2 separate regions of the Homo sapiens genome follow, and region 1 is linked to region 2. A link is a loop called in an ENCODE intact Hi-C map of the cell type or tissue named here. Cell type or tissue: ascending aorta. All regions are shown on one strand. Each heading gives the region's core, and the rest is flanking DNA. Links, peaks and the distances in the headings are about the cores only.

What was found. Peaks named below come from ENCODE experiments on the same cell type or tissue, not always from the same donor. Only the 100,000 strongest peaks of a DNase experiment are listed, where the experiment ranks them.
Region 1: a loop joins it to region 2, with 4 times the contacts of the local background. A loop is called at or near these places in 19 of 110 quality-filtered maps.

Annotation. Positions count from the first base shown.
Region 1 is chr17:20,025,282-20,028,199 of GRCh38, forward strand. All of the region lies in intron 1 of SPECC1 (sperm antigen with calponin homology and coiled-coil domains 1), which reads left to right. Among named protein-coding and RNA genes, the nearest start is that of SPECC1, 17 kb to the left of the region's middle. In ascending aorta, for the core only: no CTCF peak of the experiment used is centred there; no DNase peak of the experiment used is centred there; H3K27ac peaks cover 941 bases.
Region 2 is chr17:20,094,242-20,097,159 of GRCh38, forward strand. SPECC1 (sperm antigen with calponin homology and coiled-coil domains 1) reads left to right here. Exons shown (of 15, transcript NM_001243439.2): 2 at 2,390-2,557. The coding sequence starts at 2,411. Among named protein-coding and RNA genes, the nearest start is that of SPECC1, 86 kb to the left of the region's middle. In ascending aorta, for the core only: CTCF peaks have their summits at 1,236 and 1,463; a DNase peak (open chromatin) is centred at 1,230; H3K4me3 peaks cover 966 bases; H3K27ac peaks cover 2,500 bases.

The DNA.
Region 1 (2,918 bases), core at 311-2,810, 69 kb before region 2:
TAGTCTCCAGAACTGTGAGGAAATCAATTTCTATGTTTAAGCTCCCCAGTTTGTGGTACTTTGTTCCAGTAGTTCTGGGAAAGTAGTGTACTACCTGTCCTCCCAGCCCCACCCAACCACTAATCTACTTTCTGTCTCTATAGATTTCCCTATTCTGGTCATTTCCGATGCATGGAATCATAATCTGTGGTCATTTGTGACTGGCTTCTTTCACTTAGCATAAGGTTTCCGAGATTCATCCTTGTAGCATGTAGCTGGATGTCACTCCTTGTATGGGCAGATAATATTCTAGTGTATGGATAATACCGCATGTTATTTACCTGTTCATCAGATGATGGGCATATGGGTTCTTACCACCTTTGCTGTTATGAATAATGTTGCTATAAATGCCCATGTACAAGTTTTTATGTGGATATATGTTTTCATTTTTTTGGTTATAGACCCAGGAGGAATATTCCTGGGTCATACGGTAACTCTGTATTTAATAATTTGAGGAGCTGCCAGACTGTTTTCCAAAGTGGCTGCATCACTTTACATTCCCAACAGCAGCGAATGAGGTTTCTGATTTTTTCACATCCTTACCAACATTTGTTATTACCTTTTTATTCTAGCCATCCTAGTGCATATGAAGTGGTGTCTACATTCTACATTGTGGTTTTGATTTATATTTCCCTGATGACTAGTGATGTTGAGCATCTTTTCGTGTCTTTATTGGCCAATTGTATATAGTCTTTAGATAAGTGTATATTCAAGGCTTTTACCCATTTTTGAATTGGGTTGTTTTGTTGTTGTTCTTGAGTTGTAGGAGTTCTTTATATATTATAAATATTAAATATTTATCAGATATATATAATTTGCAGATATTTTATTTCTTCCATTATGTGGGTTGTCTTAATTTTCTTTTTTTTCCTTTTTTTGTTGACGTAATAATTATACATATTTATGAGGTACAGAGTGATAATTTGATACATGTATGCAATGTGTAATGATTGAATCAGGGTAATTAGGATATCCATCATCACAAACATTTATCATTCCTTTGTGCTGGGAACATCCAAAATCTCTTCTAGCTTTTTGAACATGTACAATAAGTTATTGGTAACTATACTCGCCCTACAGTTCTATAGAACACTAAAACTTATTCTTCTTACATAGCTGTAAATTTTTATCCATTAACTTTTCCCAAGCCTCCCCTTCTAATTCTGTGACCCCATTTTCTTTTTAGCACCCATGTCTGAGTGAGAACATGTACTGTTTATCTTTTTGTGCTTTACTTATTTCATTAAATATAATGTCCTCCAGGTTCATCCATGTTGCTGGGATGACAGGATTTCATTCTTCTTTAATGGCTGAATAGTATTCTATTGAGTGTATATGCCACATTTTCTTTATCCATTCATCTGTTGATGCACATTTAGATTTATTCCCTGTCTTGGCTGTTGTGAACAGTGTTGCAATTAACATGAGAGTGCATATATTTCTTCAGTATACTGACTTCTTTCCTTTGGATAAATACCCAGTAGTAGGGTTGCTGGATCATATGGTAGTTCTATTTTCAGTTTTTTGAAAAACCTCAGTATTATTTTCCATAATGGCCATTACCAATTTGCATCCCTACCCACAGTGTATAGGAGTTCCCCTTTCTCCAAATCTTTGCCAGCATCCATTATATTTTGTCTTTTTGATAGTAGCCATTCTAACTGGAGTGAGAGGATATCTCATAGTGGTCTTGATTTTTATTTCTCTGATGATTAGTGATGGTGAGCATTTTTTCATACTTGTTGGCTATTTTATACTTGCAAGGCTCCCAGAATAGCCAAAACAAACTTGAAAAACAAGAACAAAGTGTAGGATGACTCACACTTCCCAATTTAAAAATTTATACACTAACAAGTAATCAAGACAGTGTGGTACTGGCAGAATGATAGTGACATTTGTATGTCTTCCTTTGAGAATGTTTATTCAGATCTTTTGCCCATATAAAAACCAGATTATTTGCTTTTTTGCTGTTGAGTTGTTTTAGTCACTTGTGTGTTCTGGATACTAGTCCCTTGATGGATGGATAGTTTGCAAATATTTTCTCCCATTCTACAGGTTGTCTTTTCATTCTGTTGTTTCCTTTGCTGTGCAGGAGCTTTTTAGTTTAATAAAGTGCTATTTTTCCATTTTTGTTTTTGTTGCCTGTGTTTTTGAGGTTTTAGCCATAAGATCTTTGCCTGGACCAATGTCCTGAAGCGTTTTTCCTTATGTTTTCTACCAGTAGTTTTATAGTTTTGGGTCTTACATTCAAGTCTTTAATTCAGTCTGAGTTGATTTTTCTATATGGTGAGAGATAGGGGTCTAGTTTTATTCTTCTGCATATCGATATCCAGTTTTCCTAGTATCATTTATTGAAGGGGTGTCATTGTCAAAAATCAGTTGACTATAAATATGTGGATTTATTTTTGGGTTCTTTATTCTGTTCCATTGGTCTATGTGTCTGTTTTTCTACTAGTACCATGCTGTTTTGGTTACTGTTGCTTTGAAGTCAGGTAGTATGATGCCTCCAGCTTTGTTCTTTTTGCTTAATATTGCCTTGGCTATTTTGGCTTTCCATTTCTTGATGGTGTCCTTTCCAGCACAAAGGTTTTTCATTTTGGTAGGTACAATTTACCCTATTTTACCTTAGTTGGTCATGCTTTTGGTGTCATGTCTAAGAATTCTTTGTCAAACCTAACGTCTTTAAGATTTACCCGTATGTTTCCTTCTAAGAGTTTTACAGTCGTAACTCTTACGTTTAAGTCATCAATTCATTTTTGAATTAATTTTTGCATATGGTGTGATGGAGGGTCCAACTTCATTTTTTTTTTCATGTGACTATCTGATTATCCCAGACCTATTTGTTGAAAAGAATGGTCTTGTTGACCTTTTTGAAAATC
Region 2 (2,918 bases), core at 196-2,695:
GGTCCAAGAGAAAGGGACCCTGATGCAACAAACATGGGCCTGGACAGTGCTGCCTCAGAGCGGGCCACCTGCCAACCCTGGAAAGGAGGCTGCGTGTTCGTCAGGGGCACCATCCACAGGATCGACGCATTTGTTGCCAGAGATTAAGAGAGAAGTTTAGATCTTTTAATTTTGACTGAGGTGGCTTTTCCTTCTTTTCTTTAACCAAGGACTTAGACTCCTGAAATGTTGGGGAAAAGGTTGACAGGGAAAACATCCACCCTCTTCCTGCTGTTTTTCATCTCTATATTTTTCTCTTTTGTGGTGGTGTGGTGGTGGGCAATAAATAAAAGGCATTTCATTTCAGGGGTAACCTGGGCAGATTTTGGAAAATGTAGACAGATTGCAAAATCATCCTATGTTTTCATAAAGTAAGCCCTGTAATATCCAGTCCTTTATTTTTTTTTTTTATTTAGAGAGAGGTTTTCACTCTGTCACTGTCCCAAGTAGCTGGGACTACAGGTGTGCACCACCATGCCTGGCTAATTTTTGTATTTTTTGTAGAGACAGAGTCTTGCTATGTTGCCCAGGCTGGTCTCAAACTCCTAGACTCAAGTGATCCTCCCACTTTGGCCTCCCAAAATATTGGAATTACAGGCATGAGCCACTGTGCCTGGACTGTAATAGTCATTTCTAAGTAATTCTAATCATAACATAAAAGGGTGTCTTGATTAAACAGATACTTTATTAAGTCATCTCCATGAGTCAGTCAGACTGACAGGTTGCTGGTTGATTCTGCAGTAATTGGTGAAATTCATCAGTAATTCTCTTCAAGAGTCACTCCGGCTCTGTTCATTCATTTTATATTGGGAGGAGGTCCTCATGAAATTAGTTACTGTATAGGTCTCAACCTATGCATTCTTTCATTGTTGCTGTGGAAACAAGCAATAAAAATCGTGGGTTGAAGAAGAAAAATAATCGGTGCTGAACATCTGTAAAATACATGATAATTAACTTGCTTTCTGTAATCCAGAATTTTAAAAAAATCATCATACTTGGAACAAAGCTGAGACTCATAAGGTTCTGAACTAATTATGTAACTGAATCATTAATAGTTTTCCTTGGAAACACTGTGGAAAACAAATTACGCCGCCTTTAAAGGAGTGTTTCCACTGGTAGCAGCATTCACAGAGCCGCTGCCATCAGCTCTGCAGCGTGAGCTCAGTCAGATGCATGCCTGGACACACGCCACCAGCTGGTCACTGTTTCAATAGGGTCGGGAACTAGATGGTCGGGAACTAGAGAGACATTGTCAGGAGAAACAAGGTCGCAGACTGAGCAGGATGCTGCCTGTGGTTCTTCTCGTGGCTGGCTAACGGGCTGTGAGGGGAGAGGCAGCCAGGGACGCTAGCACTGGCCGCCATCCCCCGGGGGCAGTTAGTGAGACCCACCCTGCCCCCACCCTGTGCACTGTGAGAGTGGCAGTTAGAATTGGTTGTCACTTGTGGGTGTTTTGTAAAGTGCATTTCTGATGTTCTTTGAAAGGACAGAACATCATGGGTTTGGTGCCCTGTGTCACACCCTGAGTCCATGGGGACAGGCGGAGTCAGGGTTGGGGCTGGAAGAGAACCGAGAGGGCATTTAATCCAGTCCTGTTATGTTATTGACAGAAGAAACAGAGGCTCTGAGAGGGTGAGGGATGGACCAGGCCGCTCCTTGCTCAGGAATCACAGTGCCGGTCCCTGCTGGCCAGTCTCGGGCTGCCTTCCACATCTCTGTGTGGATTTTCCCCTGATGTCTTCAGCTGTATCTTGCTGGTTTGAACAATTTTCCTTTCATAAAATATTGTAGTTAGGGCAGTCACTCTGCCCAACAGTGTTGGGTCTGACCAATTAAAATATGCTTCATTAATTTTTTATGATACCCATTTTTATCCAAAAGAAGAAAAAAGTCATTTTGTGCTTCTGTGAATTCTTTCAAGTAATTCATTTATGTTTATTTTAAAAATAAGTATATTGTTCCTTTGTCAACCCTAAAGCCACAAAGCTTATGGGCATTTTATTGGTTGACTCTGGCTGACCTGTTTTATCTGGGTGTGAGATACAGATACATAGTGTATGGGTATTTGGTGGAATGCTGTCTCAGGTCATTCTGCTGAAAAGTGATGTCAGGACATCAGTAATGTGGATATGTTTCAGTAGTTTGGTAAAAGCTGTTATGGAGTTGTAAAAATTAGCCTAGTATAAAGCCTATAAACCCATCTTAGGAATATTCTATTTCCAGCCAAATCATAGGTGCTCCTACTCTGTGATAGTTCATGGTGACGTGGTATGTGGGGTGTAAAGTGTGATGATGTCATGCAGCAGGTTCAAGTGATGGAGACATGTTTTTCTTTTCTGCTCTTTTGCAGGACAGACCCACGAAGTCAAGCATGCGGAGTGCAGCCAAGCCCTGGAACCCAGCCATCAGAGCAGGGGGCCACGGCCCAGACCGGGTGCGGCCTCTGCCTGCAGCCTCTTCCGGCATGAAGAGTTCTAAGTCTTCAACTTCCTTGGCTTTTGAGTCCCGACTCAGCAGGGTATGGATCAAAATGCACAGGGCCAGGCAGAGCGCCTGGATACCCTGGGTTGGGAGGATTGAAGAGGGCAGTAAGCAAACCAGTGGCCTCTCGGGGCAGGGAAGGAGGCTCCCAAGGAGGGGTCGCAGGAGGACCAGCATGCCTGGACATGAAGGAATAGAGCTAGCGGGTGGGAGTGGGGGCCCTCTGGGGTCCAGAAAGGAGGTCTGCAAAGTGTTTAACACAGTAATTAAGGTCCTCTGCCCTGGGTTGCATGGACATCCCGGCAGTTTTGCCCCAAGCACGGCCCTGGATAGGGGTCGAGGTCATGCACGATCTTTGCAGCCCCCCACAATCCAGTTGTAGTTCTTCAAGCCCCTCT